2 separate regions of the Mus musculus genome follow, and region 1 is linked to region 2. A link is a loop called in an ENCODE intact Hi-C map of the cell type or tissue named here. Cell type or tissue: heart. All regions are shown on one strand. Each heading gives the region's core, and the rest is flanking DNA. Links, peaks and the distances in the headings are about the cores only. Region 1 overlaps Rap1a (RAS-related protein 1a). Region 2 overlaps Tmigd3 (transmembrane and immunoglobulin domain containing 3).

Region 1 (16,788 bases), core at 5,981-13,980, 120 kb before region 2:
ATTGTCTCATTGAAAAGTTTATTTTGCCAACTGGAATTGATAAAACCCAAAGCAGATTTGGATTCTTTTCCATTGGAGGTTAGCTGTAGGGAAGGGCTACATTGGAGAAAATGAATGGTCTTCACTTTGGAGGTAAAGAAACCCCAAAACAGGCCTGGTTTATGCAAAATGAGTATAACAATTAATTAGGCAAGAGGCACTTTACACTCTAGGTTCTCTGATTATCTTTGACTGTGCATTTAGTGGTAGTGTTGAGAAAACATGTAGTACAAAAGTTGACCCCAACACGGTAGCAATTAGAAACAGAGCAGACTTGTATAAAAGCACAGGTAGGTTTCTAGGGGTAGCACAAGGTAGTGTGGGAAGAGCAACACTTCCCAGCCTCCTTGCCCCCCTGCCCCCAGTGAGTCGCAGCCACTGAGTATGTGTTCTCTTCTCCTTTGGAGATGACCTCACACCTGTTCTCTTTCCTATACACTCAAATGGAGAACAGCCACTCTTCCAGAACTCAGGTCATATTTCCTGTCAACACTTTATTACATATGGTTTATTTAACAATCTGAAACTATAATGTTGCCTTATACTCCAAAATAAAGGGTGAAAACAAAACCAAGTCTAGCTCTAATGTAAATGAAAGTTAAATAATAGAGATGCTTGATTTTGTGCTATATGTTAAGAAACATACAAAAGGACACAGGGCTTTCTAGGATGTGTATTAAAGATCTACATTACATCAGACATTCTATTTTCTCAAAATAGAATCAAAAGATTGTATAAAATTAGAAAGCTCATTCTGATGAGATAAAAATTAGGAGATAAAAATTGCTAATTAAGGATATTTATAAATATATTTCATTGAAGGTTTACTGCTCCAACCATTCTTTTTTAAATGGTCATCAACAACCTACCAAAAACTGACACCTAAATCACTGGAACCAACTGTCATCTGATTGCAGCAAACTCAGTCTTTTCCCTGTGGTGATTTTAATTAGAATGGCCAGTGTAGGCTCATATATTTGAATACAGGGTACCCAGTTGGTAAATCCAGTTTGAGAAGGATTAGGTGTAGCCCTGTTTGAGGCAAGTATGTTACAGGGTCAAAATTTGAGGCTTCCAAAACCTCTCATTATTCCTAGTGCACTCATTCTTTCTGTTTGAGATGTGAGCTCTCACTGCTGCACTAGCTAACGTGCCTGCTGCTTGCTACCACAGGGCTCTGTCATGGTGGACCCCAACCCTCCGAAACTGTAAGCCCAACCAATTAAACACTTTCTTTTATAAGTTGCTTTCGTCACAGTGTTTTATCACAGAAAACAAACAAACAAACAAACAAACAAAACCCCAAAAAGTAAGTAATATACCCCCTCCACTCTATTCTTTACAAAGTAGCTGGGATGATTTTCATAACATGACAAATCAGTCACTTTAGTAACTACTTCCTTATAACCCTCCAAGTGAGTAATATGATTTATTAGTGACCACCATTACCTTTAAATATAAAGATAGAAATGCTTAAGGCCTAAGAGGGAACATTATAATTTGAACTCTAAATCCCTCCCTAGATTTATCTTACAATGTGCCCCCTCTGTTCTCAACAGTCCAGCATAATTGGCTTTCATTCATTTTCTTCAGTGTACCATATTCTCCTCTGCCAGAGATTTCCTCTGCAGGTAAAATGCTTTAGTGAGGAGATGGGGCCTGGTTTGAATTCCCAGTAACACAAACAAACAAACAAACACTTCAGAGAATAATGACGCAGCAAAATGGGGAAAGGAGCTCATGGACGATGTGGTTTATGTTTTCAAAAGCAGTATTTGAGTGTGTGGGGGCCAGAGGAAATTAAAGAACAGAGGTGTGCAAAAGAGCAAGGTGGCAAAGCCTCCAGAAGACTGGCAACTTCCATAAGAAAAAGAGGGCCCTAAGACTGGCAAGCAATAGGGATTAATTACTAGAAGATCCTAAACGGAGCTAAATCCAGCCTTTCAGGCCATGGCAAAGACTTTGGCTGTTAGCTGGCATGAGACAGGAAGCCACTGGATGACTGAGCAGAGAGGCTGTCAAGCTTCCTCTAGCTATGAAATAGATAAAGGGCAAAGGCAGGAAGAAGAATGAAGACAACCGCAAGCACCCAAGACAGCATGGACCAAAGCAGCTGCAGTGGAGGTGGCAAGAATTAGTTTCCAAGTTGAAGATGAAGCCAAGCAGAGGATCTGGGAAGAGGGGGAGACTGCTAAAAAATAAACAAACAAGAAAAACATTAAACCACAAACTCAGAAAATGCAGAGGACACCAAGTAGAGTGAACATAAAAACATCTACTTGGGCAGATACTCAGACAGCAAGAAAATAAAACAAAGAGTAAAATGGCCAAAAGAGCCAGAGGGAGGAGGAGCTAAGATAAGAATTACATCAGAATTTTCTTCCAACCACAAAAAAGGATATAAAGCAAAATGTTTAAATCATTCAGACAAAATCTGCCGCAATATAATTGTGTATCTAGGTCAATTATCCTTCAAAATGAGGGAGAAAAGACTTCTACAAACAACAACTGAACAGATTTGTCATCAACAGGCCTACCTTGCAAGAACTGTGAGATTCTTTAGAAATGACAATGGTTTAAACCATAAACTTCACTTTTCCTTTTGCTGATCTAACAAATAACATTTGCTGGAAATGAATACACAACATACCAAAATGTATAAACAAGGAGAACAGAAACAAATCTCTCACATTTGCTTATAATAATAGTACTGTACTGACAGATGATAGCACCTGTCAGTAACTGACAGATCTAATAGGCAAAGCCAGTAAGGACAGGGTTGACCCACACTCAGAGAATATTCCACCAACAACAATAGAATATATATTGTTTTTCAGGGGATATAAAAATTTACCAACAGAGTAAATACTCTATACTATAAATACAAGTCTCAATAAATGTAAGGGAATTTAATCCATACAAAATGCCTTTTGTTTTCCACGAAATTGCTATGCTCTGCTGTGGTGAGCCTGCTCCTCTTCCCCATCACTTTTCATCCCTTTTCAATCCATTTCATGGTTTCCTGGCCTCATCTTTGAAACTGATTCCAGTGTGGAATAGTTAACATCCTCATTTCTAATAGATAGTGCTCTATGTAAGAAAGAAAAACTGTCAGAATCCAGTCTCAGTTCCTTTTACAGCTTGACTATATCAATGCTAAAAGTTTAACTTCTGAAGCTTGACTTAATAGTCCATAAACTGTATTAGAATAGATTGGGGAAGGAATGTATATTTAAATGTTTAGGCAGTATTTCTAAAATGATCAATACTTAAACTTGTTATCTTTTCCATAATATAAAAATGCCCCCATTGAATTGTGTCACTAAGACATGATAGTCACATGAGTAGTTTTCGTCTCTCCACATAAGCAGCACTAATAAAATTGTTCTTTAAGGCAGTGAAGCAATAGTTAATGGCTTACATCCTGTATCAATATTTTTAAATAAGTGAACTTTAAAAAAGTCAGTTTTCTGAATATATAACAAGTCTTTATGTTTGTTCTTTTATATAACTTTATTTACTTATTTTCTCAGTTCTAGACATTATGATCTTTAGTCTTTTAAGAAACTGTGTACTTAATATGTATAATATTAAGCTGCGTACTTAATATATATAATAAAAAAATTAACTGCATGGAGCAAAATATATCCTAACTGATAGAATCAAATTTAGAATCAGTAGCAAAGATATGAGAATCTCCAAATATTTGGAAACAATATATTTCTACTATTCCAAGTTTTAAAAAAGAAATTAAAGGAGAAGTTAGTATTTTGCTGTTATATGAGTATACGAGGCAGGGTCTTTTTATGTATCTCTGGCTGGAATGAAACTCACTATGTAGACTAGAAGCCATCTTTCAGCCTCAGTGCCTCCCAAGTGCTGAGACTAGAGGCAGGCACCCCCACATCTATTAAGAACCTCATGTTCTTAACAGTGTAGAAATGAATATATAGAGGAATTGTAGAAAATAGGGACCTCAGAAATAAATCTTCACAAACACAGCCAAATTATGTTTTACAGGAGACAGTCAGGAAAGGACAATTTTTCAATAAACAGTGCCAGGAAACCAGATGTACATGTAAAAAACGAATGATCCCATTTTGTATATTAAAACTGACCAAATGGGGCTCACACTCTAAACGATATAGCTTAAGTAAAGTTCCATGGAAGAAAACACAGATAGAAACTGCATGACACGGGTTAGCAATAACTTTGGAGGCATGACACTTGAAACACAACCACTAAAAGGGAAAAAAAAACTGGACATCAAAATTCAAAACTTTTATGTTTCAAGCACACACACACACACCAACAGGACCTCTAAGATTGCCACCAAGAGAGTTCAGTCTTTAGACCCCCCCTTCCATTTTTGTTTCCTGTTTCATATCACTTGTATCCTGCTATTCTGCCAGGCACTCCTGCCATGGTCTCTCTCTACTTTCCTGGTTTCTGTGGTTATTCCATGTTCTATATTTGGATTTGGAGCTAAGAACTATAGATGAGAAAGAACATGTAGTGTTTTGTTTTGTTTTTTCTTTCCAGGTCTGGGTTACTTCACTCAATGTAATTTTTCCTAGGTCTATCCACTTACCTACAAATTTCATGATTCCATTTTTCCTTACAGCTAAATAGTATTCTACTGTGTAGATGTACCACATGTTTTTATTATAAATTCATCTACTGAGGGACATTTATGTTGTTTCCATTTCCTAGTTATTCTGAATAGGGCAACAATGAACACTGCTGAGCAAGTAGCTCTGGAGTAGGGTGTCCAGTTCTTTGGGTATCTGCCAGAGAGTGGTATAGCTGGGTCACATGGTAGATTATTTTTAGCTTCTTAAGGATTCCCCACGCTGACTTCCAGAGTGGCCGTATCAATCTGCACACCCACCAACAGGGAGTGAGGCTTTCCCTTTCCCCACAGCCTCCCCAGCACTTGCTGTCAGTTGTTCTGCTGATCTAGCTAGTCATTCTGAGTGGGATAAGATGACATCTCAAATCTGTTGATTTGCATTTCCCTAACTGCTAAGGATAATGAAGTTATGTCTTTTTTTCTTTAAAGATTAATTAATTTATTATTATATCTAAGTATACTGTAGCTGTCTCCAGACACATCAGAAGAGGGTGTCAGATCTCATTACAGATGGCTGTGAGCCACCATGTGGTTGCTGGGATTTGAACTCAGGACCTTCAGTCAGTGCTCTTAACCACTGAGCCATCTCTCCAGCCCCCATGAAGTTATTTCTTTTTGTGGTATTTCTTAACTATATTTCTTCTATTGAAAAATCCTATTTAGATTCCTAGTCACTTTTTAATTGGGTTATTTATTTCTTGAGATTCTTTGTTTTTTGTATTCTTTGAGGTTTTTGCATATTGTGAATGAGACACTGCATACTTTGGACACAGGACTTGGATTAGATAACCTGAAAGCCTCCTTCTTACAGTCTAGCTTCCAGACCTGAAAATACAAGCTATGCAAGCTGCCTAGGAAGGAAAGCAAGTAGTCCTGCTCAGCTGTGGTACCTATGAGCCACCAAAGAAGCCGAGACAGCACTCCACTAGAGGGGCAATAGATGGCACACACACCTTGGTGGTAACCAACTGCTAAGTGGACTTAAGGTCAATTCAACAGGAGGAAAATCATGTCTTGCACTAGTAACCTAGCCAATTTCCTACAGCTTGTTAAGTCATTTGTTCTTCCAAAGAACTCAGGTTCAGTTCCTAGCACCCACATGGCAGCTCACAACTGTAACACAAGTTCCAGGGGATCTGTCATCCTTACACAGGCATAGATGCAGGTAAAACACCTACCTTCTAAGACTGTAAGCAAGCCCCCAGGTAAACACTTCCTTTTCTAAGAGTTGCCTTGGTCAAGGTGTCTGTTCACAACAGTAGAATAGTAACTAAGATAGCCTCCTAATTGGTTATCCAAATACAACAAGGTCAGCCCTGAAACCATATACATACAAACACCAAAAACAGGCTCAGCAGATTGTATGTATACATTTGTATTTGCATACACTTGTGTATATATGTGTGTGTGTGTACAAGATTATATATATACATGTATAACAATGACAATAAAAAGACAAGGAGGCTATTAATTTGAGAGTAGGGGAATGGAAAGAGGAGACGACTTGAGATATGCTGGAGAAACAGGAAGAGAGAAAGTAATGTAACTATATATTAATTTAAGAAATGTGTAAAAATATATATGCAGCTCACTACAGGAATTATATGACATAATGCACGGTAGTTTTGAAAATTCCTTCTGTAAGTACAAAATCACTTTTGTTTTTCAAATTGGACAGTTCACCAGGGCACAGTGTGGCATATACCTATAATACTAATAAGATCCTATCCCAAAAATAACAGAAAAGAGATAGGGGAAGACAAAAAGCAACTACCGTGAGTCACTTGTCTAAGAGTGTTCTAAGACATAGTTGAGGAGACAGCTGAATCAGTAAAGCTCCTGCCTGGAAAGTCTGAGGACCTGAGTGTGGGTTCCTAGAACACTCACAAGTCAAAAGCAGGACATGGTGGAGAACACCTGTAGTCCTTTGACAGCAAGTTGGGAAGTGGAGATGGCTGAGCCTTAAAAGCTGGAGGGCCAGCTTGTCTAGCATATTTGGAGAAGTTGTAGGGTGCCCAAGGATGTCTCTGCCCTTCACATATGTGTGCACATACACACACAAGATATGCACACACTATACAGAGCAGATTTTGTGATTCAAAATTTTACTTATAGTCAATTAATTGTTAAACATCATAAAATTTGAAAACCTGCTGAAATCAAGTATTTCTGAATCTTAAAGCCATAAGGTGAAAAGTGTAGTAATACAATGTGAAAGAACTTACTGTTTTTTTCTTACTTTATATACAATCAAAACAAATAAAAGGGGGAGTCTGGCACATTTTAGAGCATTGACATTCCTCAATATAGTACTATCATGTACAAACAACATTATCATTTACACGTTTGTTCAAACCCATGGAAAGAAGATGATCATCGTGCAGTGTGTCACTCAGTGATAATGATGTGCCATGTGCTCATCCACCAGCCTAGTGGCTCTCCTGGGCACTGCTGTGAACGGAGGAAGAGGTGCAGCCAGCATGTGAGAACCTTTGTATTGTGTGCCCAGCTTTGCCGTGAACCTCAAAACTGCTCGACAAAGATTAAATCTTTGTAGGAAGTGACTATGCACAGAAGCTGTGATACAGCAGAGTGAAAACGAAGAAATGGCAGTTAGCTTTCTACTCTGAAGCAGCTCTTTCTCAGTGATGCTATCTGGGCTGCCTTTCACAGAACTCAAGATCAAGTGAGATGCACCATCACTCATATACAATGCAGGAAGAATTGTAAACCAAGACCAAATTTTTATAATTAAAGTAAATATAAGTATAAAGTAAGTATAAACCAAATTTTTATAATTAAAGTAAGTATATATAAAGGAAGTATAATTAAAGTAAGTACAAAATAAGTATAAACAAGAGTCCTCTGGGTCTTCATAGTCATAACAATTATTTTTCTTGAGTCCTAATGACATCAAAGAACATGACAGTGATTTTTTTAAAGCCCTTCTAATAGAGGAATAAAAATCAGCAAACTGGTTTCAGATACTGAATGGTATGAAGACTAATTAAGTCTAATTAAAAGCATCCAAACCAATGCCCAGCTCATAGGAATCTAAGACAATAATCACTCTTTTAAATATTTAGTTCATTCTAGGAAAAGAGGAATACTGTTTCCTAGATTCTTTAAATATTAACTGCCTATTAAAACTTTTATGAGAAGCAACCAATTACTTCATATACAAAATCATAATCAGTAGCAAAGTATTGATCACCAATAAGAAAATAAAGGGACTTTACATAGACCATGATAATTTATCTGCACGACCCTAATTTATGAGTCATCTAACTGACTCGTAAAAATTGTTCCTATTTGAGAGATGCCATGTGGTGTTTCAATGTGTACTACTTCTTCAAATGTTTGTTATCTCTGTGATGAGAACATTTAAATCTCTTTCTTTAGCTTTTAAAACACACTGTCATTATCTACAGTCTGGAATACCTTGGCTTCCTGTTTAGCTGTAACATTGTACCATTAATTTACCACACTCTGTCCTTCTCTATACTCCACTCCTCCAGTCTCTGGGAAGCCACCATTATACTCTCAGCCACTAGTAAACCCAGTTGATTATATTCATGTATGGGTAAGAAAATGAAGTGCTTGTCTCCCCAAGAATGACTTATTCCTCTTAACATAAGAATTGCTAGGGTTGGAGAGATGGCTCAGTGGTTAAGAGCACCAGCTCTTCTTCCAGAGGTCCTGAGTTCAGTTCCCAGCAACCACATGGTGGCTCACAACCATCTGTAATGGGATCTGATGCCCTCTTCTGGTGTGTCTGAAGACAGCTATAGTGTATTCATATATATTAAACAAATAAATAAATCTTTAACAAAAAAAAATGCTGGCCCAGAGACTTGAGTCTATTACCCAATTAATAAAATGGTTTATCTGCAAGCGCAAGGGCTTGAGTTTAAGCTCCAGAACTCATAAAAACAAAAGTTCCCACAACAACAAAACCAACCATCAGTGTGTGTGTGTGCTGTTTGTGTGTGTGTAAGTGCATGTGTGAATGTGGGCATGCCTGGTGGCTCACATGTATAGATCCAGCGGTAGGGAAGTGGAAACAGATTTTTCCTAAGGCTAACCTAAATGGTGAGTTCCAGGCAGCAAACAACCCTGACTGAAGGAAAAAAAAGTGGACCGCAGCCCAAGAAAACCACTAGAGGTTGTCCTCTGGTGTCCACAAACAGGCACACACAAAACAATCTCCAGTCCTACCCAATCCACAAATAACAAGAGTGCACCTTTTTAATGACATTTTCATATTTTACAGCTAAAAAGTGTAAAGTTAGAAAGCAGTGTGAAGTGGAGCCTCACGAAATTCCAGCAACTGAGACACTGAGACACAGTTTGAGACCAGCTTGAGTTACAGCTTTTAGCTACAGAGTAAAATCTTGTCTCAAAAGGCAATAAGAAAGGAAGGACAGAGGGAGGGAGGGAGGGAGGGAGGGAGGGAGGGAGGGAGGGAGGGAGGGAGAGAGGGAAGGAGAGAGGAAAAGTAGGGCTGTCAGGAAGGAAAAGTATTTTACCAACGACCACCCACAATAATCTATGGAACCAGAATCAGAAGCCAAGAACAAGACTGGTACTTGCAGGCTTACCTTAAACTCTATCTAAAATGCTAGCTTTCCTATGGACTAGTAAAGTTAATAGTGTGTTTATCATGTATCATTTTCTACAGTATGAGCACAGCAAAAACATAAAGCAAGAAAAAAATATGTGTGCTTTCACTTTCATTCCTTATCCAATGACCAGAAGGTAATTAAAAAAAAAAAAAAAAAAAAAAAAAAAAAGGGACTCAATAAGCAGAACCCAATAGAATAGAACAGGCTGATCTACAAGGCAATACTTCCTTCATAGATTCACTCTCATTATCAATTTTATCTGCTATCTTAAAAATTCAAAATTGGTCCTGTTTCAGTAGGTTTCTTTGTTCACGATGGCTGAATTCTTTAAATAAAGCCCAAACCAATGACTTTAGATCTGTTTTCAGATCTAAAAAATGCTTGAAAATGTGCTACCATTCTTGCTAAACAGAATACATTAAATATTTGAAATACTGTCTGTTGGTAAAAATGGCACCAGGAAATAATTTGTAATTATTCAGCTCTACTTATCTTCATCAACATAACCAACTATCCCTACCTTCACTTTCATTATTCCCGATTGTTTACATCAAATCTAGAAAATAAGAGACTGTTTGCAGGCATCAATGAAAGCCTCTTAGAAAATGTGATTCTGAGCAAGTTCTTAAGACATTTAACCATGAAAATTACTGAGTAGAACATTTTGGTTAGAAGTGTTTATGACTAGAAATAAAATGTGAACACTGGGAAAAACCTGCTTGATGAAAATATCTCTTAATCACAGTTCTATCTCTTTAATTCTAGTTCTTAAAAAAAGTTGTTTTTATTTATTTAAGTACATTGAGTTAGCATGTTAGACTGTGCACTTTGTGCAGTGAATGCAGAGGCCACAAGAGGGCATCAGATCCCCTAGGAATGGAGAGAAGGGTGATTGTCAGCTGTCATGTGGGTGTGGGAATTGAACCTGGGTCCTCTGGAAAAGCAGCCAATACTCTTAACTACTGAACCAACTCTCCAGAGTTCTTAATGAACTGTATCTTTCTTTCAACTAAAGAAATATTAGATAGCAGTCTGGGAAATTAGCTTGGTTATAGAATGAATGCTTATCTAGAATGTGTGAGGAGATCCTACTGTGGTAGGTTAGAGAAAATTAGATTGAGAAAGTAGAACACAAGACCTTGAATTTGATACCAGTGTGCTGAAAAGCAGTGGGCAAGGGTCACAGATATCCACACCCTGGGACAGTGAGATGGCTCAGCAGGTGAAGACACTTGTCACTGAGCCTAACAACCTGACTGAATTCCATTCTGGGACCACAGCTGATTCCAGAGAGTTACCCTGACATTCACGCAGCATGTATATACATATATGCAATAAATAAACATAAAATAAATGTTTTTAAAAAACATTCAAATGAAGGTCTCTGAAAGTAAAAAAAAAACTCATAAAAAGTAATTAAAATTATGAATAGTCATAATTATGGGAAAAGCAAATATCTACTTTAAAAAAGTAATTAAGATATATTTAAAAAATAAAATGTAGTATATGAGAATAAACCCTAAATTACCAAGATTACTTTCATATTAAATGACAAAGTTTAAGCATACAAACATAAGCTCTACAAAATGGAAACTATTGTTACTAAATATTAACATTGTTACTATATATATATATCTTAAGAATAAGGATTACAAAGGAATTTATATGTAAACTTAGACCTGGACACTAAATAGGGCAGCTATTTTCACTGAAGAGCAAATTCTCAACACAGTACGAATTAGAGAGACTAATAATGTTATGTACATTAGACACACACTCACAATTGATAAGGAAAAATTCCTCAGTATTCAAACCTATCTCCAGAGCTAGGATCCACAAAAAGAAAGAATATGCAGTGTCTGTCTTTCTGCCTGAGTTACCTTGATATACCAAATCTGGTCACTATCATCTTTTGTCCTCAAGTCTCATGAACCTGTCCTCACATCAGATGCCATCCTCTTTACTTGTCCTTCGTATTTCTGCAAGTCCTGAAAGCTAGAAAACTTACAATCTGTGAGACTGGTAGCTAAGCTACTTCTACAAATTTCATTTTCTAAAACACTGTTTTCAACCATTTACTCTTTTTTGTCTCTATTTCCACTGTGTTCATAAAGGCCCTCATCACTTCTTAACAGACTTCCCCAAAGAAAACTCAGAGGAGAATTAGTAGTACATAGGGAGGCTGGCCAACTGAAGGAAGAGGTAAGGGGCTTGATTTTCGTCACTGTACAAACTTACGCCTCTCAAGTCATCTTCTAATGCAAGCCAAAACCACGTGTTCAGAATGTAGCTGGCGACTGGGGACCCTCGCCTACGTTCCTCACGTACTACATTATATCCTCTCTCTATCCGTTGTTAGTCAAATATGCACTTTAGGAAATATAAGAAACACAACTTAAATGAATACAGAACAAAAATCTTTGCTTTTAAAGCACAGGAATAATTTCTGTAAAGATTAGAAGGCCCAAAAGTTTCAAGTTTCAATGATGTCTGTGAAGACCTCAACTCATTATCTGAGCTTGTGGAATTTTACATGTTCTGGGCCTGGTTTGGGTCTTTACCACCTGTCCCTCTGTGGGAACAAGAGCTGGTGAATTTAGTTACATTATTTTTGAATCTCTATTGTCCCTCTTGCCCCTTTTCTTGACAACAACGGTATTCTCATTCTCTATTGGAAAGCAACCCTTATCTCCATAAATACAGTTTTGATGTGAATGTCAATCAAGGTGTCCTTCTCTGGACTGAATAAAGGAAATATGAACTAAAATCAAAGTAAGGCCATTACAATGAGTTTCCCAGGAAGCTAATCTTAAGAAAAATTAATGGATAAAGCCCATTAATTTTGACTATGGTACACCTTAAAAAAATAAGAAGAAAACCACTTGCACAGTGAAGTCAAGGACCCCATACATACCTAATTCCTAATTCTAATTCCTCTTGGGGATTCTACCTGTTTATTTCAACTTAAGTTCTGTTATTCTGTTATCCTTCAAGCCAACATATGTTTCTGCTTTCATTATTCATCATTTCCAACACTTGTTCATCTTTGTGATGAATAAATATTTACTGAACTGTTTGAGAGCCGTACCAACCTGGCTAGGCTACAGTACTCAGTTATTCTAACAGGAATCTCATCTTGGTACCGCTCTACAGTAACTATGCAAGTGTGGTTAACATTTACAGGCAGTTCATTTTAAGATGTTATCCTCAATAATGTGGGTAAGCAACATCTAAACTGCACAAAGGCCTGAAGAAGAAAAACTGAGGTTTCTCAGAAGATACAACTTACAGAAAGTTTCTGACCCCACTGTTGGTGAAAGTACAGATATAGAAAGTTGACTATATTCAAGAGACCCCATGGACCTAAAAGTCTAAAATATATAGTACCTGCTACCTTTTATGGAGAAAAATTGCTACTTCCTGGTCTAATTTATTGAAGCAAGCATTAATATATTATCAGGGGAAATGGACAAGAAACAGGTAGAAATGGTAGAAAATATGATTTAAAATAGAAAGAAAAGAGAATGAACAAAGGGTGAGTGCTGTTGTACAGTCTTCAGTATGAGGAAGGCTGAGGCTGGAGAATCACAAGCCGGAGGCCAGCTGAGCTATACAGTAAGCCCTTGCAAAAGAATAAATTGACTGTAACTATTATTTATTGCCAACTTACCATGTACAAAACAGTGTTTTGAACACTGTTTGTGTACTATGTTTTCAATCCTTGTAACATTCCTATGAGGTAGAGATCCATTATCTTCATCTTATATTAGGTAATAAAATTAACTAACTTGACCAATGAGAACAGACATAAATCATAGAATCATGATTATAATCCAAGCAGTTTGGCTCTAACACTGTGTTGTTAACCTCAATATCATACTGACTTATCAGCCATCTTGTAATTTGCACTACACAAATGATGTTGATTTTCCCTGTAATAATGTATAGTCACATGTCACTTAAGGGCAGGGATATGAGAAATTAAGTCACTAGGAGTCTTCATTGTGAAACATCATAGTGCACTTGCCCATGCCCTAGATGGCATAACCTACTGAATAGCTTAGCTAAATGGTAGTGGTAGGTGTGTGTGTGTGTGTGTGTGTGTGTGTGTGTGTGTGTGTTGGGACTATGATGAATGAAATAAAAGATTAAACCAGACAAAGATAAATGATTAATCAAGAATTAAGGTGAGCAAGAGATATATGAGGCTCACCAGCTGCCAGCAAAACATAGCATCTTCTTTTATAGTAAACACACACAAGTTAAGCAGGAAGAGCACAGATAGAGTCTAGAAACTTGACAACTTGTCTTTGAGTGGAAGTGTAACTAGAATGCTTTGCATTTCTACTCCATACATGTAATTTCTGAGTAGAATGTAAGAAGCATACACCAGTAACAATCACTTATTGTCATTATCAAGTCTTATTATATACTATGAGTTCATAGACACCAGTCCTCCTGTCTCCTGCTGAATTGTGGTGTGCATGCCCTCTCCCTCCCCGCTCTCCACCCTCCTCCAGCCCTGAAGCTCAGAAGATGAAATGTTAACTCATAAGTTTCTTTTTCCTCTTCTTCCATGTCCCCCCACCTGTGTGTGTGTGCCACAAACATGTGCGCAAACAGTAGAGTTACAATGTTATGATTCACATTACTTATTAATACAAACCTCTCCACTCTATATAATAACCTAGGGAGACCACTGTTAAAAGTCATTGTATAGTGCCTGTTTTAGTCAGGGTTTCTATTCCTGCACAAACATCATGACCAAGAAGCAAGCTGGGGAGGAAAGGGTTTATTCAGCTTACACTTCCACACTGCTGTTCATCACCAAGGAAGTCAGGACTGGAACTCAAGCAGGTCAGAAAGCAAGAGCTCCATGTAGGAATGTTCTCTACTGGCTTGCTTCCCCTGGCTTGCTCAGCCTGCTCTCTTATAGAACCAAGATTACCAGCCCAGAGATGGTGCCACCCACAAGGGGCCTTTCCCCCTTGATCACTAATTGAGAAAATACCCCACAGCTGGATCTCATGGAGGTACTTCCCCAACTGAAGCTCCTTTCTCTGTGATAACCCCAGTCTGTGTCAAGTTGACACAAAACCAGCCAGTACAGTGCCTGAATAAATTATAAACTTTAGATGAGCCAAAACTGGAATAATCAAGTTTGCAATGGTACTTTTTTTTAAAAAGAGAATTACAAACATTATAAAAATGTTTGCCTATTTATATCTACATACAACTTGCTAAAGAAAACCATGGTACCATGGACTTAATCACTGTCTTTCCTGAAGTTTTATTTTATTTTTATTTATTTATTTTTTTTGGTGTTTCACTTTATCTGTATTTTTGTTTTGTTTTTAAACACAGGATCTCACTATGTATTTCATAGTTCAAAGTGTTTTTCCTGCCTCCTAAATACTGGGATCCTGGGCATGTGCCATGTACCATTACACCAGATTCCCAGCTCATACTTGAATTTAGAAGCTTGTGAATATACAAAGCTAAAACAGAGGCTGTTAGCTGAGGATGGTGACACATGCTTGTATCCTCAGCATTTTGGAAACTAAGAAAGGAGGATCTTGGGTTTGAAATCAGTTTGAGCTACATAGGGGACCCCTCTCTTAAAAGGCCATGGTCTTGCCTAGGATGCACAAGACCCTGATTTGTTGTCCTACATTTCCAAAAAATAAAGTAAAATTACAAAATATTTAAATGCGTATTTTGGAAGCCAGAGAGATGTTTCAGTGGCTAAGCGCATTGTCTGTTCTTCCTGAGTAACAGGCTTGATTCTCAGAACCCACATGGTGGCTCACAACCATCTGTAACTGCAGTCCCAGGAGATCTGATGCCCTTTTTTGGGCACAGCACACATGTAGTGCATGGACATACATGAGGCAAAATACTCATAATAATAATTAAAATTTAAAAATGTATGTTTTAATAGAAGTTTCTCTCAGGACAAATAACAAATCAATAGTCATTTTATTTTACTTGTAATCTTCTATACTTTTTGATTATCTGTATTTACTGCTTCTGCAATTTATTACTTCATAAAAATTAACTTTTCTAAATTGACTTAAAATTTTCCATATTGCTCTAGTGCTTAAACTGAGAAATTATTATTAAAAGGGCAAAAAGAATGAGAGTAAAAAATGGGCTTCTACATATTACTAATACTCGATACTTTCCTGAAAGACAATCTACTTTTAGTTAAGAGTACAAAACATAAAAATGAAATCTCCCAATTTCTATAAGCAGTGGAGATGTATTCTCTGAAAGACTCGTTAAATAATCCTTGTTATCATGTGGCCATTACTAATTAAAGTCCTATGGGTACTGACATCACAATACTTAATAAGGCAAGAATATATGGAAAACGAGTAAGAAAATGGAAATATTTTAAGTTTTATAAAATACAAATGTCCATTATACATTGTAATTTTTGTATTATTTCACATATTTTAGCTCAAAACTAAATTAAAATTGTATATCTTCTTTTCATGCACTATCTATTAAATTAGTTTGCGATTTTACTGTACCTTCGGTCTTCAGGAAACAAAGTAGGCAGTCAGCAGGGTAAGAGCTATAGTGAAGCTACTCATGGTTTGGTGGGAGGTCTGAAGTCATAATGCATGAATTCTCAAGCAAAAGCTGTCATTTGTAACTGTGATGCTAAGATAAAAGAGCAGCTTTGTGTAAATACTTAAAATTCATGAAAGCTGTATCTTGTGCCAAAGCATGAAATCTTCAACTTGGTTAAATAATAAACCTCAGCCTATAAATTCACAATTAAAATGTTAGGTTTTTATAACCATTCCATTAAAAAGATACTACTAGTCGAGCAGAGTAGCAAGCCCTCAGTGACTTGAGAGGGCATGGCAGAAGACGAGAGCTGAAGGCAACACAGTGAGACTCCTGTCTCAAAAAGCAAAACAAGCCGGGCGGTGATGGCACACGCCTTTAATCCCAGTGCTTGGGAGGCAGAGGCAGGCGGATTTCTGAGTTCCAGGCCAGCCTGGTCTACAGAGTGAGTTCCAGGACAGCCAGGGCTACACAGAGAAACCCCATCTCGAAAAACCAAGGGGGGGAAAAAAAAAGCAAAACCAGACAAAACAAAACAAAAAAAAAAAACTACTATCAGAGAAAGGGCTGTTTTCACTTTGATAAACAGCACTAATACAAATCAAGATGGGCTTTTTTTCAAAAGGATTTACTGTTATTAGTTTTAACTAAGTGAATGTGTGTGGTTATGTGCACCTGACACAGGTTCCCGCTGAGGCCAGAGGTGTCATGAACGCGGAGCTCTTGTTACAAGCAGTTGTGAACTGCCCAGTGTGAATGCTGGGAACCAAGCCCAGGTCCTCTGGAAGAGCACTGCTTGCTCTTAACCAAAAAGCCATCTCTCTAGTTCCAAGATCAGTTTTTCTAAAATGAACCTAATTAACCTAGTAACCACTTAATTCCAAGAAAATCTACTAGTACTTGGGAGCAATC
Region 2 (16,788 bases), core at 4,083-12,082:
GTAATCCCGTCTCTGATTAGAGCAGGCCTCCTATGTCCCTCGTAGAGCATACCTCCTGTGTTCCTGGCCAGGGTGAACCTCCATGTCAGACTTTCATAAACAGTCTGAAACCAAGATGAAACTTGGGCAGAAATCAGAGTGACCACTCTGGCCTTAGCTTTTTAAAAACAGTGGCTGAAGTTGTGAAAGTTAAGAATGGTCCTTGTTCAAGTCTAAGTGGATCAAGGAACGCCACATAAAACCAGCGACACTGAAATTTATAGAGGAGAAAGTGGGGGAAATCTTCGAAGATATGGGCACAGGGGAAAAATTCCGAACAGAACAGCAGTGGCTGGTGCTGTAAGATCTAGAATTGACAAATGGGACCTCATAAAGTTGCAAAGCTTCTGTAAGGCAAAAGACACTGTCAATAAGACAAAAAGGCCACCAACAAATTGGGAAAGGATCTTTACCAATCCTAAATCAGATAGGGAACTAATATCAATATATACAAAGAACTCAAGAAGGTGGACTCTAGAAAATCAAATAACCCTATTAAAAATTGGGTACAGAGCTAAAAAAGAATTCTCAACTAGGAATACTGAACGGCTGAGAAGCACCTGAAAAAAATGTTCAACATCCTTAATCCTCAGGGGAATGCAAATCAAAACAACCCTGAGATTCCACCTCACTCCAGTCAGAATGGCTAAGATCAAAAATTCAGGTGACAGCAGATGCTGGAGAGGATGTGGAGAAAGAGGAACACTCCTCCATTACTGGTGGGATTGCAAGCTGGTACAACCACTCTGGAAATCAGTCTGGCGGTTCCTCAGAAAATTGGACATAGTACTACCAGAAGATCCAGCAATACCACTCCTGGGCATATACCCAGAAGATGTTCCAAGTGGTAATAAGGACACATGCTCCATTATGTTCGTAGCAGCCTTATTTATAATAGCCAGAAGCTGGAAAGAACCCAGATGTCCCTCAACAGAGGAATGAATACAGAAAATGTGGTCCATTTACACAATGGAGTACTATTCAGCTACTAAAAACAATGAATTTATGAAATTCTTAGGCAAATGGATAGATCTGGAGGATATCATCCTGACTGAGGTAAACCAATCACAAAAGAACACACATGATATTCACTCACTGATAAGTGGATATTAGCCCAGAAACTTAGAATACCCAAGATACAATTTGCAAAACTCATGAAACTCAAGAAGAAGGAAGACCAAAGTGTGGGTACTTCGTTCCCTCTTAGAAGGGAGAACAAAATATCCATGGAAGGAGTTACAGAGACAAAGTTTGGAGCTGAGACAGAAGGAATGACCATCCAGAGACTGTCCCACCTGGGGATCCATCCCATATACAATCACTAAACCCAGACACTATTGCATATGCCAACAAGAATTTTGCTGACAGGACCCTGATATAGCTGTTTTTTTGTGAGGCTATGCCAGTTCCTGGCAAATACAGAATTGGAGGTTCACAGTCATCTATTGGATGGAACACAGGGCCCCCAATGAAGGAGCTAGAGAAAGTACCCAAGGAGCTAAAGGGGTCTGCAACCCTATAGGAGAAATAACAATATGAACTAACCAGTACACCCCGCCCCCCCAGAGCTTATGTCTCTAGTTGCGTATGTAGCAGAGGATGGCCTAGTTGGCCATCAATGGGAGGAGAGGCCCTTGGTCTTGAGAAGATTATATGCCCTAGTACAGGGGAATGCCAGGGCCAGGAAGTGGGAGTGGGTGGGTTGGGGAGTAGGGCAGGTGGAGGGTATAAGGGGACTTTCGGAATAGCATCTGAAATGTAAATGATGAAAATATCTAATAAAAAAACAACACAGTTTATGGGGAAAAAAAAAAAAAAGAATGGTCCTTGTTTCCCAAGATGTTAACCTTCATAGTGATCCTTAAAAAAAAAAAAAAAAAAAAAAAAAAAAAGTTGGATAGATGGATGCTCAGGCCAGATCTTAGGCACAAGGGACACAAGGCTGTAATGACAGCTTAATACATTGAGGTATCAAGGTTGTGCTTTCTTTATTTAGGAACTAAAAGCATGGTTCCAGAGTAAACATTTAAGCCTTGGTTCAGATTCGGTTCTGCTGTGCCTGCCAGCCTCTGTGATCTTGGGAAAACAGCCTAACCTCTATAAAGTTCAGACTTTGTGTTCAAAGCAGCAAGCATTTTCCACCCAGTAGGGACTTTGCACCCCCACCCTGAAATATTTGGCAAGACTTGGAGGCATTTTGGATTGTCATGATTTGGGGAGTTGGGACTGCTGTTGGTATTCAGTGGGTAGAAGGCATGGGTGATGCTAATATCCAGTAACATAGTAGTACACAATAGACATCGACCCTCACAATGAGAAGTTACTTCGTCCAAACTGACAGTGGAGTGAAAACCAAAAAATCCCTGGCTTAGGGGCAGTGCATTTAGAGTCTGACACAAGATTTGTAGGTGCCAAATTAACAGTGCTGTCATTAGTAAATGATCTGTTTAGTGTGGTTTGGTTAAAAAACATAAAACAGACAAACAAAATGAAACACACACACACACACACACACACACACACACACACACACACACACACACACAAACCAACTTCTGAAAAAGGATCACCCACCTCTTGGTAGAGCTCAGAAAATTCTCTATAAACAGTGGTAACTACAGCCCATCCAACTGTAGCCTGGGTCTAGCCAAAAGGTTTCAAGTGGAGGCTCTGGGGCCTGATATATATAATTTAACTCAGCCTGCTTGCCTGTAAAGTGGCCATCATAATATCTGTCTTGTAGGAAATCCATTAAGGCATGTGAAGGGCCAGTCTGCATAGCATAGCAAGCATTCAACTGATAACTCGCTATTCTTGCAGAGAAGTGGTTAGGGAGAACACTAGGAGGAGTGTTTTTAAGAAAACATTTGTTATTTACTTGTAGTTGTGTGTGTGTGTAGGCATACTTGTGCCACAGCACATGTGTAATGGTTAGAGGACAACTTTCAGGGATCAGTTCTCTTCTACCACGGTGTGGGTTCTGGGGAGCAAACTCCACTTGTTAGGTTTGACAGTGAGTGCTGTTACTGCTGAGCCATCTTGTCAGCTCAGAAGAACACTGATTTCAACAAGAGCCTCTAAAGTATTTAATATAGAGTATGAAAGGGACTCCAACCAAATAAGCAAAGAATCCACCCAGCAGTAGAAACCATCAGAGGACCTGCAGGAAAGGAGCCAGGTGTTCATAAATGTCATCTCCACGACTTCTCACACCTCTCTGTATCTCTTTGAATCTCATTTGACAGTTGTGGAAATGGGCTCACAATAGTTAGTCACTTGCTGAAGATCACGCAGCTGCAGAAGGGCAGAGCTGGGCTTTTGAAACACTCCCTCTGGCCTGTGTTTTTGTGGGCTGAAATTCAGTAATGTTCAACTCAGGGCAGATCTCCAGAACATTAACAAGTTAGGAGGTTTCTATGTTCAGGGAAAGGAAGTGTGAAAGCCTAACCTCTATCTGCTGGCAGCTTGGATATGTGGAGAGGAGAGCAGAAGGCTGCTGGCAGGGGCCTTTCTGCTTTACTGCAGCGATAGCTGCTGGGTCCCGTCAACTCACCCTGCAATGTCAGGCAGCACAGAGTCATCCAGAGAGAGAATCTCTTAGTGATGTATGAGACCTGCTGGCCAAAGACAAGGAGTATGGGCTCTTAGGTTACTCAGCATTCCTCCCCACCACAAGGAGAGATCTTTAGGATTCTTAACCTGTGGGACTCATCCACTTTGGGGTCCAATGACCCTTTCACAAGGGTTTCTTAAGACCATAGTAAATATCAGATGTTTGCATTACAATCCATAACTGAAGCAAACATAGTTATCAATAGCAACAAGATAATTTCATGATGAGGGGAGGTCAGTACAACATGAGGAACTGTATTAAAGGAATACAGCATTAGGAAGGTTGAGAACCACTGTTCTAGAAGATTCCTGAGACCTGAGACAATTCCTAGCAAGTACAGGGTGGTGTGTGTGTGTGTGTGTGTGTGTGTGTGTATGTGTGTATGTGTGTGTGGTGAGACAGAGCCACCATAACCTGAATAACGTAGGCTGTAAACTGGAGAACCACAGTAGCCTTCCCTTATGCAGCTCTATCAGAGAGAGAATGATGACGCTGGAAATAGTGTGGAGTCTTGAGGGCCTAACTGTGAAGAGACTGTCCCGGCAGCACTTGGGGTTGGTGCAGATGATAGTGTCTGTATCTCTGGTGTCCTGCAGGACCCCTTTGCCTCTCCTGGTCTTAGACAAATGCATCAGTCACTTTTCTCATCCTTTCAACACAATACCAGACAATAAAACTTAAAGACGCAAACAGTGGTTCTGACTCATGGTTTCAGGCCATTGCAGCAGGGAGGTTTTGGCAGGAGCAATGTTCTTTACAGTGAAGCAGTGACCCAGTGGGACCTGGCTGGTATAAACCTTTAAAGGGCCACCCATGCTGACACATTTCCTGAAGCTAAACAGGCTTCTCCTACCGCCTGCAAATTATCATCAAAAGCTGGGAAGCCAGGGTTTAAAAATTGAACTGGTCAGAGCATAGTTCAAATTCAAACCATTATCAAAAGTGCCCTGCACTGTCCACAGTAGGACAGCATCTGGGTGACTCTCCCAGCTGCTTGCCCACCATCCTTCCACCTCTGGTTCTCACACGTTCCAGCTCTTCTTCTTGAGGCACAAAAATAATGGGGCTGGAAGCTGTCTCAGGATGTTTGGGTCCCACATATACAGAAACTGAGCAGAAAAAAAAAAAAAAAAACAAAACAGGCTATAAGACCTCAAGTGTCAACATGGCCCATGTGTTCTGTGAAAGGTCCTGCTCTGCCCTGGCCAGAAAGAAAAAAAAAAAAAAGAAAGAAAAAAGAAAAAGCACTAAAAGTTCACTAACCTGGTTGTTTAAATATAGGAAAGGAAACAGATGCTGGCTGGCGGAAGTGGGTTGGGGGGTGGTGCTTGAAGCCTAACCTCTGCTGATTTGCTGTGGGACCTTTCTGTTGTTACCCTGGGCTATATCTCCCTCAGAGCTCCTCCTCATGATAGACAAGAGAGGGTTATTTTTAAGCTGATCTTTGTGACTTCCTTTTGGCTTGTGTCCTCTGCTTCCTTGGTAGTCCTATTCTGGCACAGCCTGTCAGGCTGTGGGAGGTGAGAGCTGTTTTTGTATGGGCAAATGGCAAAGGCTGAGTGGGGAGCCCAATGGTGCCGACTCGGTCAGGCTGAACGCAATCCCTCCACCCCCCAATGGACTCGTGACAGGACAGTGTGGAGGAGTCCCAGCTTCAGGCCTAAGGCTTAGTCTCAGAGTGTGTAGGTAGCACACAGCATCCACTTCGGAATCCTCTGACCGGATCCGTAGTATCCAGATAAATACAGGGGTGCTACTGTGTCCTCAAATGGTCTGTCCTCCGAAGAGCTCCCCTTTCTGGAACCAGGCTGGGCTGCCCTCTGTGGTCTCCGAGGTCTCTCTGAGTTCCTGGGGAGGATAGGATGTCTGGCTAGGTGCACTTCTAGCATCCTCAGACTGTGTGCTGATGAATCAGCAACCTGTCCCAGTCAGTCTCTTCACCGTACATATCAAAGGAGGCGAGTGGAGATCTCGGTAGCTCCTGGGGGTGGGGGACGGCCTCAACCGAGTTCCTGTTGATCCCTCTCACTTCCTCTTGTCTTCAGTATATGGTGGAGGCCCTGAAGTGCAGCTGGTGCCCAATGGCTGCCTGCGATAATGCATGTCTGTGGTTTCTCGTTCAACCTCTGGTTACCTCCCGGAAGGGCCCTCCTTAGTCTTCTCAGGAGATTGCTATGGTCCCCAGCTCTAATCAGGGATCACACAGAGCCACACCCTCTTCTGATTTCAAAGATCTCTCTCTCTCTCTCTCTCTCTCTCTCTCTCTCTCTCTCATATCATACATGCAGGCTGAAGCCTGGGAGGGAATAGTTTAGAAATTAGTACTTCCTTGCCAAGACCCAAGAGAACACAGATCAGGTCTCACAGAAGGTAGAAGTCTTGGTTGAGTAGCCCTTGTGTAGTCAGGCAAAATAAGCTAGTCTGTGTCTTTCCACAGTAACTCCCATGTGACGCTTAGAAAATTCTTTCCACTTCAGAGTCCATGTCAAGAAATAGTTGGGTTTTTGAGATTTCCCCCTGCAGACGAAGAGCTGGCTCTGCACGACCTTTCTGTTGGGCCCAAGCTTCTGACGCTCAACCTCAGCTACTGCAGAAGTGAGGAAAATCCAGCTCTCAAAGCAGCAGCTGGATTGTTGATCTGCTCCAGGCCTTGTGTCACCTGACTCCAGCAGCTGCTATCCAAGCCTCTGGCGAGCTACTTAGCCTTTACGGAAGGTGATGTGGTGTTGTGTGTGCGTGACCATGCATCCCTCCTACCTGCGCCCTCCCTTACTTGCCGTGGGTAGGGCAGTCATCGCACCTGCTTCCTCTTTGGGTCTGTGAAATGAGAGCCACTTCGGCTTTGCCACATCTAACATCTAAATGGTATTTAGGAGAACAACAGCATAGCTCCTTGACTTGGTTAGGGCCAGGCAAGGAGTTCTGTAAGTGGAAGGTGAGGAGGGTCGTGAAGTAACCCTTTAAAAATGTTTATTAATCCTTTGAGGATCACACACACTTACACTCACATACACATACTCACATAGTCACATACCCTCACAGACACATACTCACACAGAGAAACTCATATACTCATACAGTCACATACATTCACACACACCCTTACACACAACATATTTGATCATGTTCACTCCCTACTCCTCCCCTAACTCCTCCCAAGAATACGCCCACCCCCAACCCCTCCTAACTTCATGTCCTTTAAAAAATTATTTTTATAACCCGTTCTCGATGTCCATATATTAGTGGGTGTGGATCCACCCACAGTAGTGTGATTGACCTTCCAGGGGCCATGCCCTTAAAGAAAACTGACTTTCCCTCTCCCAGAAGGACACGCCCCCTGCTTGGACTTAGGTTTCTGGAGCAACCTTCCCTTAGGCTGACCTTCCGGCAGTTCCTTGGAGCCCCACCCAGCCAGCAGCTGCCCTCGCCTCCTGCAGATGTTTCCAGTTTGCAGATTGCTTGGGGTTCTCTTTGGTCATTCGTTCCATTTGCTCAGAAACAACAGCCAGCATTCTTGTCGGGAAGTGAGAGAGTGCCAACCTCAGGATGACACAAAAGGCCCCAGTCATGGGAACTAGATAGAGATGGGGTGGGGGCTGGAAAGGACCAGAGACTGGACCATCTGCAGTGACCTAGACTTCTGCTGGCCTCTGCTGCAGCCGGGGCCACCAAAACAACATCTATCTGGCTTCCATCTGGCAGGGCCCAGAGTGGGTCAGTTGAGTCATCCTGGAGGGTTCAGGTCAGAAAGAGCCATTCTCCTGGAGGCCCGGGAATGACTGGAGAGTCATTCTGGTTCCTTGGCCCTTCACAGTCAGGATCTATTCCAAGGTTAATGAAAGGTTAGAAAGTGTTTGGTATTCAGGATCAAGTGCAGACACAAATGAATAGGCTGCGCATTAAATCGTAAATTGTGTGCCGTGCGTTTCATGTCTGTCAAGCAGCTGTTTTGGCAGGAGGTGACCATAATATTCATCAACCTTCACACCCTGCCCAGAAGGTGGCCTTTTTATAGCCTTGAAAAGTGCCAAGTGCTCTGCCACGCCCTCCAGAATGAGTGACAGGTAAGACACAGAAACTGTGGTTATGGTTCTGAATAGGGCGGGCTCTTGAGATAGCCAGGCTTCACCTGCAGCAACGGAGAGGCCCCTGTGGCTGCGGGTGCTCCATCCTGCCTGTCTAGGAACTGCCTGCAGTCAGACCCCCCAGGCTGGCCTCTGCCTGGGCTCACGAAGGGGGGCGGTCTCATAGCTGAACCCTGGCACAAGCTTCTTCATGCGGTCAAGCCACTCACTTCCTGGCAAGTAGAGAAGATAGGAGAAGACGTCATCGCCGTCCTGCCATCGCCTTCGGGTGAGTCCAGTTTCTGAAGCTCAGAAAACCAACAGAGGATTTGGAGCAAAAAGCTTCTTCAACAAAAGACGAGAGAAAGGTGCCAAGGAAAGCCACATCTAGACCATTCCAACCTCAGGGGCACAGCCAGCCTGCAGTTCACGGTTCACAGAGGGTCTGTGGGTATAGAGACGCTTCCTGTTGGTTCAGTAACCAGCAAGCACCTCATGAGGAGTCACTGGCCCGGTGCCCATGAGGCCCACAGGAAGAGCATGGGTGCAGGACTCTAAGAGTGGTCCAGACCCTGCCCCAGATGTTGGGTGTTTTTTACTTCTTTCAGGTCCCAAAGAATAATCTTCCTCCTTCACCAAAGAGGAATTAAAGACATGGGAGATTGGGCAATGTGGCCAAGGTTATCCGCTTAGAAACAAAGCTCACAAAGCAAGAAGGACGTGGCATGTTCAACGTCTGAGTCACTCGCTGGCAGCCAGCCCATTTTGATTTCTTCCCCGGGGCTGGGCCTCAGGGCATAAATGCAGTGGGACAGGCCTGACACCTGGAGGCAGAAGCCCTGTGTGTACATGGAGTGGGACAGGAGGTGGTTCGATGCGGGAATCTCACCGAGGCAGAGAACTCTGGCACAGGTTTGAGTGCTGAAGGTCTGGAAGGTAACTTCCAGTAAGAGGTGATATGACTGGCTGGCACATCAACCTGGATGGACAGGGCAGGGAGACTGGCCATGACACATACATGCAGTGGATCACTGTCTGGTTGGGTGGTCCTAGGGTGTTCATCTGTGGGCTCAGCGAGGTGGGCACCAGAATAAACAAGGAGCTAAATGTTCTGGCTAGCCGGTTTTGACCTCAAACCAGTCACTTTGGGCACCAGTTTCCTCTCATGTTCAATTCCACTTCTAGCACACTTGTGCTCTAAAATCTCACTGTGAATGTTGATTTGGGACAAGAAAAGTGATGAGTGTAACACCAGGAACAGTTCTAAGCCCTACAGAAAAAGCAAGAAGAACAGGGCCAAGAACAAATGACAGAGCTCTGATCATGGAACACAGAAAACAGGGTGCCCATGGCATCAGATTAGACAAATCACACTGAAGAGAGAATGGACGTGTGGTGGTAAACAAGCATAGAGAAGCCACAAACTGTCTTGTAAGGCATTCTCTCTAAGGGCCTCTTAACCAGACTGAGTAACATAACCCCAAAAGACTGCAGGGAAAAGATGCAACAAAGAAACAAAAAATGGACCCTCTCGTTCCTCTCAGCTTCTGCCCAACACAGTGACATGGTTAGCACCCTCTTGGGCTGGGGTGGGATGTGTGTGGGGGTAGGGTGGGGACAGACCTGGGAATAATATATGCATTCAGCTCCAACATAAAACAGGTCTCCCATGTTGCCAGGTGTTATAAGAGGCTCCTGGAGGTCCAAAGTTGAATAGGAAGTGGGAGAAACAATTTAACTCCAAAGTAGCATAAAAGTGCTCAAAGAGAGGATAGCATAAGCTGAAATGGAATCCATAGTGAGGGAGGGGCCACTGGCTGCCCACCAGCGCCTTTGATCCTTCTTGGGAGTTGATTGTACATACAATGGTAAGTGGGTTCTGCCTGTGCCGTGGGTGGCACCATCCCGGATACTTCTGGGCATCAGTGCCCCAAGCTCTGTTATTGAGTCCTCTCCAAGATACTCAATTAAAATGACAGCTTTGCCATGTTTTGTTTCTTGTTTCTAGAGACAGGGTCTCACTTTGTAACCTTGGCAGTCTGCTCTGGCTTTGAATTCACAGAGATCAAGCTGCCTCAGCCTCCCAACTTCTGGGATTCCAAGCATGCATCTGGCTGGGTATTTTATTTTTAGAATTACACAAATCCCTATGGGTGAATGGGAAGCAACACCAAAGTTCCTTCTATGTGCTCGTTATTTGTGACTTGCAGTCTTCCCAAAAGCATGTGCTCATAATAAAAGAACAGAGCATGACAACTAAGATACCAGGAGCCAGGGCTGGAGATTTGACTCAGTGGTTAAGAGCATTTGCCACGGACTGGAGAGATGGCTCAGCGGCTAAGAGCACTGACTCCTCTACCAGAGGTCCTCAGTTCTATTCCCAGCAACCACATGGTGGCTCACAACCATCTATAATGGGATCCAGTGCCCTCTTCTGGTGTGTCTGAAGACAAAAACACAGTGTACTTACATATAATAATAAATAAATCTTTAAAACAAACAAACAAACAAGAGCAATGGCAACTTGTGATGGTTTGAATAAAAATGGCTCCCTTAGGTTCATAGGGGAGTTGCAGTATTAGGAGGTGTGGCCTTGTTGGAGGAACTGTCACTGTCTCAGAAGCTCAAGCCAGGTTTAGTGGCTTATGGTCTCTTCCTGCTGCCTGCTGATCTAGATGTAGAATTCTCAGTTACTGTTCCAGCACTATGTCTGTCTACGTGCCACCATGCTTCCTACCATGATGATAATGGATAAAACCTCTGAACTGTAAGCCTGCTCAGTAAAATGTTTTCCTTATAAGAGTTGCTTATAAGGCTGGTAAGATGGCTCAGAGGGTAAGAGCACTGACTGCTCTTCCGAAGGTCCTGAGTTCAAATCCCAACAACCACACGGTGGCTCACAGCTATCTGTAATGGGATCCGATGCCCTCTTCTGGTGTGTCTGAAGACAGCTACTGTGTACTTATGTATAATAATAAATCTTTGGGCTGGAGCAAGCAGGGACTGAGTGACCAAAGTTGACTGGAGCGAGCAGAGGTCCTAAAAAGTTCAATTCCCAACAACCACATGAAGGCTCACAACCATCTGTAAAGCTACAGTGTACTCACAAATATAAAATAAATAAATACATTTAAAAAAACAAAAAAGAGTTACCGTGGTCATGGTGTCTCTTCACAGCAATAGAAACGCTGAGACACTACTCTCTGAGAGGACCTGATGTCAGTTACCAGCACTCACACCAGGTGGTTCTGAGTGCCTTGTAACTCCAGCTGCATGCAAGTGATGATGACTTCTGGTCTCTATGCCACCTTCACACAAGTGTGTGCACACACATAAAAATAAAAAAATAATTTAAAAAAGGATACTAGAAGCCTGAAGTTGAGACAATGCGTGCAGCTTTTCTAGAAAAGTCTTTTTTTTGCTGAGACAAGCCTGGCTTGTGCTGACCCACTCTGAGCTCCTGGCTGCCCAGGAACAACCTACGCCACCAAGCTAATGAACAGAGCAGGAGAGGTATTAGAAGAGCAACATCCTTCCTAGAACCTCCTCGGGGAAATAGGTCTCTTAAACCTTCAGTATAAGCAATAACAATGTAGTATCTTTAACCGTGATGAAATGCTGAGACAGACTCTGTATAACAATAGCTTTAATGAAAAGCCGAGGGAAATAAAGTTATTGGGGGAACCCTTCAGCGGGAAGTAAAGTAATGTGGTTTCCTGATGCTGTCTGCCCATGGACTAGATGCAGGGGTGTGGGGTGGAGAAGGTTGAGGGAGGATTGGCAGGCTGCCCTCCATTACTCCACAGCCTAAGAGGAGGAACCAGAAACCAGAAAACTGGCAAAAAAGAAAGAAAAAAAAAATCCTGTTCTCAGTAGTTCTCAGTAGCTGGCCCAACCCATGGATCATGCACACCCTTCCACACTGAAGAGCTTCTGCCCAGTCACAGTTTATGTTTGGTATAATTGGTGTTGGCCTATTCTTGTGTGATTCACTGGAAAGGGCTAAGATAGTTGACTCAGATTCTGGCCTTTACCCATCGTAGTTGACTGTAACTGTCCTCCCTCCCTCCCTCCCTCCCTCCCTCCCTCCCTCCCTCCCTCCCTCCCTCCCTTCTTTAAGTTACCTTTGTTCAAGATTTTGTCAAAGAAATCTGAGAAGTAACTAATGCAGGTTCAGATCCCAGCTCCGCCACTTGCTCCCTGAAAGCCACCTCGCACCAGGCTGTGGTCTCCTCACCAGTGAAATGAGTTAGCAGCACTTACGATTAAGTTTGGCACACGATTATAAGTGACAGGTATAAAACGCCAAGCAAGGAGCCTGGGCTGTGTCACTTAGCACCCTGTCAATGGCAGGGTTCACACACTCGTGATAGAAGGACCTTGTAGAGTAAGAGAAGACGTGTCATCGAAGGGGTAGAGGTTGCTGGTTTCTTGCTCTCTCCAGGAGAATGTGCTCAATTCATCTAAGGGTAGGGTGGGTTGAGAAGAAGCAGGCCAAGGCACAGCCCCACTATACACATCTAGGACTGGCGGTGCTCTATCCCGGGTTCGTTCCTGCACGTGCTAGTTAGTGCTTACGTAAAGGTCACTGAAAATGACATCAGGACTCACAGTTGACCTGTGTGGAATCAGAGATGAACTTCAGAGACTGCGGGAGTCCCCTACTTGAGTGAAAAAATACCAGGGTGGGTAATTGAAGGCCTGAGGCTGGAATGAGGAGGCTGGGATATGAAGAGGCTCAAGGACGTTTGGATAAGTTATGGGCTTTGAAAAGATCAGGACAGTGACCAGAGGGCCCTGTGCCTACAGGAGGATGGGTTGGGGATTGGAGGACATGGGGGAAGGACCAACAATGCACAACCCGGTGAGATCTACTTACGGCAGATATCACACGGTAGCAGACCCCTTCTGAATCCACCCTGTCCTTAAGTCAGGAGACCAGACTGGGCTGGTCTCCACTGTAGAACATGCTCTTTAGCAGAACAGACTTAAGCACATTCCTTCTCTATTTGCTGAGAGTTCCTGCTTTGTGGAGCAAAATGCAAAACTTTTTTTGTTAGGCTGTTCATGCTCCTTGCCAGCCTTCTTGAGTCCAGAGGATCAGAATATTATGTGGGACTAGATTGGACTGACCATAGGCAGCCTACCTACCCTCCTTGCTCCTGGTCTCCCTTGCAAAGTCCGAGGTGGTTGGCTGAGGCCAGTTTTGAGCCCTCCCCATTTTCTCTCCTTAGCGGCAGCTTGTGTTTCAGAGGACGGTGGAAATGTGCTGCCACCTGGTGGCCACATCTGAGCATAGCCCCTTAGCCAGACCTCAACTACTCAAACCACAAGCTGACACAGGTAGTTGAAAGACATATTTTGAGAGCCTATAATCTGGAAGAGTATTAGGGATAGCTGAATCCTCTAGCCCTTCCTCATAACACGGCCCATTAGTAAAATTCCCTTTAATACAATACAAATGTTGAGGCGACCCCTCCCAACCATAAATTTATTTTCATTGTTACTTCAAAACTTTAATTTTGCTACTGTTATAAATCATATTGTTACTGTTATAAATCATAAGGTGTGTATCATATGTTTATTTATCATATGTATGTTTTTATAAATCATAGGGTATGTATCATATGTATGTTTTCCGGTGGCCTTAGGTGACCCCTGTGAAGGTGTCATCTGTGGTTAGCGACCCACAGGCCGAGAACTGCTGCGCTAGACTTTCTCTTGGGCTTAGAGGCCTGGCTCACTTGGGCGTGGTTGAATCATGGTAGCTAAGGTTTGGGCACCTAGTCACAAGCAGTTCCCTTTCCCTGAGCAGGATTTCCTGTAACCCAAGTTACAGGAACCTTGGGGTTTTGGGTCTTTATCCATCCTTTTCATTTTTACTGATACTCACTTTAGAGAACTCTTCACGTTCAGAGTCCCAGGCCTTGTAAGTTGAAAGGGTCTCAGCCCAGCTCTAAGAAGAGCAGTGAGTTTGGGAAGTCACCTGAAGTCTTAGGGTCTTACCGGTACTTTGACAGAGAGTGGGGAAGGAGCATATAAAAAAGGGGGCAAGGAGAAGACACCCTCAAAGATGACTCTGAGCACTGGCTGTCTCTAAGGCCCCACTGTTCGCTGGCACATAGCGAGGTCTGTAGAAGCATGAGGCTTTGAGGGAAGTGGTCATGACTTCAAGAGGAAGTGAGTAGACATGGGTCTATGCAAGTATGCCCACAGCATCGTGTCAGCTCTGAGCAGCCAAGCAGCAGTTTCCATCTCCCAGCTGCCTAACATCCTGTCTTGGCTGTGGCTTGGGTAATTCTGGGTTCTGGAACCCCAACCTTGGTCTCCTGCTAATACACTTTTCTGTCAAAGACTGGCAGTTGAGGTTATCTAGGCTTTTCTGAGAAGATGCAAAAGAGCCTATGTGTGTCCTCTCTCTGGTCAGCCTTTTCAGGATGCTATGCAGCCAATAGCTGAGCTGTGCTGTGCTGCTCCAGGCTAGAGCTTGGGAGGCCTTTTCCTGGACTCGGGTCACTTTGTCAGACTGGAAACTCCTCAGAGTCCATCCTTGTCTCCCTTGTAGAAATCAGGCTCTGCCGGTAGAAGTGAAATTCATGGTGCCCCTCCTCTCAGATGGAAAAAAAAATGGCAGGGAAATCCGAGCTTATCTTCAATTCACTATTAAAAACTTTCTTAAATAGACCTTTTTTTCTCCCCCACTCTGGTCCTATAAATGGTCTTCTGTGAGATCCAAAATGTCACCAGTGGCCTGCTTATGTGGCCCTTTCTCTGGTCCTACCATCTCTTCCTACCTCAGAGCAGGCACTGAATCTGCTTCATACGTATGCTTTAGTGTCACAATCTTGTTGGCCTAAACATCACATTTTACAGTATTAATTTCTTCCTAATATTGATCACATAGTGACATCAAACAGAGGGGCTCCTTGTACTTGTGACAGTACAAGTACATATCGTGGTTCATCATTTCTAAGGGCTACCTTTCAGAAACGGGGCTCTGAAGCCAGCCATATGGGTTTGAATGTCAGTTTGTCACTTCCTAACTGTGCTGTCATGGCCAATTTATTTACCCTTTGGCGCCTCTGCTTGCTTATCATTAACAAGCATTGTCACTTTCTCCAGAAGACATTGGATGAGACCACAAATAATAAAATGTTATTTTGTTATAAAACTCCAGGACACCAGAGTGTCCTGGAGAGTACCTAACAGGTCCTAGTTGAGGGTTTCTGTAGCTGTGTACCCAGTGCCAGGTTTCTGTCACCTGGCATGCTAAGAAGCATCTCTAGTCATTCACTGAGCAATAGTATACTGCTGGCCAGCCAGGCAACATGGTGTAAAAATGAAAAGTTCTGGTTGGGTCTCCAGGAACTGCAGGCCTATAGAGTCTGGGTAGGAGGCTGTTAGGGTGGCATGGTGGATCCACATGAGGGAGAGGTGGTGTCTTAGTTAGGGTTTTATTGCTGGGAACAGACACTATGACCAAGGCAAGTCTTATAAAAGACAACATTTAATGGGGCTGGCTTCCAGGTTCAGAGGTTCAGTCCATTATCAAGGTGGGATCATGGCAGCATCCAGGCAGGCATGGTACAAGAGAAGCTGAGAGTTCTACATCTTCATCTGAAGGTTTCTAGCAGAATATTGGCTTCCAGGGAGTAAGGATGAGGGTCTTAAAGCCCACACTCACCGTGACATACCTACTCCAAAAGGGCCACACCTTCTAATAGTGCCACTCCCTGGGCCAAGCATATCCAAACCATCACAGGTGGTATAGGAAGTTTTCTTCAAGGTCCTGTTAGAGAACTGCCTCGAGGGGAGCCTTTTTATTTTCTAGGTGGGGGCAAGGAAGAGATCCTGCTAGACCTAGTGAGTGTGCACAGGCGAAGAAGTGAAAGGGAATTTCGGAGCCAGGAATTGCTGGGAGCTGTGGGCTTATGGCTTCGGTGAAAGAAGCAGATGGCAGGAGCCTGAACAGGCTCAAACCCCACTAACCTGGGAATCATAACGAAAGCTATTATCAGGAACCAGGACCTGGTAACAGAAGATGTGAGAGACTGGGTCCATGGGTACCAGTGAGGTAACAGGTGTGTGAGGTGGCTGTCTATCCTGGTCTCTCTGCCCCCTCTCCTGGATTGCCTTTTGGATTTCAATCCCCAGTGAACAGATATTTAGCATGGTCATAAGACAAGCTAGTGAGGGAATATGGAAACTTCTCTTCCACCCCTCAAACTCGCCCTTGAACACTGGTGCTCTCTGTTTATTCAGAAAACAAAAAAGAACGGACATTTCTCCTTCGAAGAGAAGAAGCACCCAAGGCATCGCAGAAACCTCTGGGAGTAACATAATCCTGGGTGGGAAGCCGTGGTGGTTATGGTCCTCTGGAAGAGCATCCACTGCTCTTTATAGCTGAGCCATCGCTCCAGCCTGTCCACCTTGCTTTTCAATGTAACAAAACATGGACCGTCACCTTGTTTCTGTTGTTGTTAATGTAGAAGCTGCCCGTTTCCTGACCAACAAGCCTTAAATAGAGAAGAAAGCTTGATCTCCTGTCCTGCCTCTCTGTCTGTGGCAAATGATGGAGATTTTTCTAGGAACCAACAAAGCGAGATTGCAATTGCTTTTTGTTAAGGAAGACTCTTTCTTGCCTCTTGGTAGAAATTGCTTTCTGTAACTTCCCCTCTGAAGAGGACAGAAAGAAGGCAGTTACAGCAGAAGTAAGAGGAAAGGCCACTCGGGGGGCTGATGAAACGTAAAACAACAAACAAACAAAAAACAAAAACAAAAACAAAACAAAATAAAACACCCCACGTAAACACCAGGGCTGGAGAGAAGACTCAGTGGATAAGTGTGCCTGCTGCTCTTGCACTGTGTGTGTGTGTGTGTGTATGTGTGTGTGTGTGTGTGTGTGTGTGTGTGTGAGTGTGTGTGTGTGTGTGAGTGTGTGTGTGTGTGTGTGTGTGTGTGTGTGTAAAAATTGTTTTCAGTTTTGTCCCTGAGTGTCCTGAATTTTTTAGGTAGATCTGAGTGCCCTTAAACTCACAAAGATCTGCCTGCCTCTGTCTCCCCAGTCCTGGG

Evidence for each region. Hi-C counts contacts between places; a loop is a spot of excess contacts. Peaks named below come from ENCODE experiments on the same cell type or tissue, not always from the same donor. Only the 100,000 strongest peaks of a DNase experiment are listed, where the experiment ranks them.
Region 1: it touches region 2 in a loop (5-fold over the local background); 27 of 42 quality-filtered maps call a loop at or near these places.

What each region holds. Positions count from the first base shown.
Region 1 is chr3:105,761,575-105,778,362 of GRCm38, forward strand. The region is part of intron 1 of Rap1a (RAS-related protein 1a); the gene reads right to left. Among named protein-coding and RNA genes, the nearest start is that of Rap1a, 31 kb to the right of the region's middle. In heart, for the core only: CTCF peaks have their summits at 7,107 and 10,147 (motif pointing right); no DNase peak of the experiment used is centred there.
Region 2 is chr3:105,886,987-105,903,774 of GRCm38, forward strand. The region is part of intron 1 of Tmigd3 (transmembrane and immunoglobulin domain containing 3); the gene reads left to right. Among named protein-coding and RNA genes, the nearest start is that of Adora3, 9.0 kb to the right of the region's middle. In heart, for the core only: a CTCF peak has its summit at 6,208; DNase peaks (open chromatin) are centred at 5,035, 7,175, 7,805, 8,475 and 3 weaker places; H3K27ac peaks cover 2,921 bases.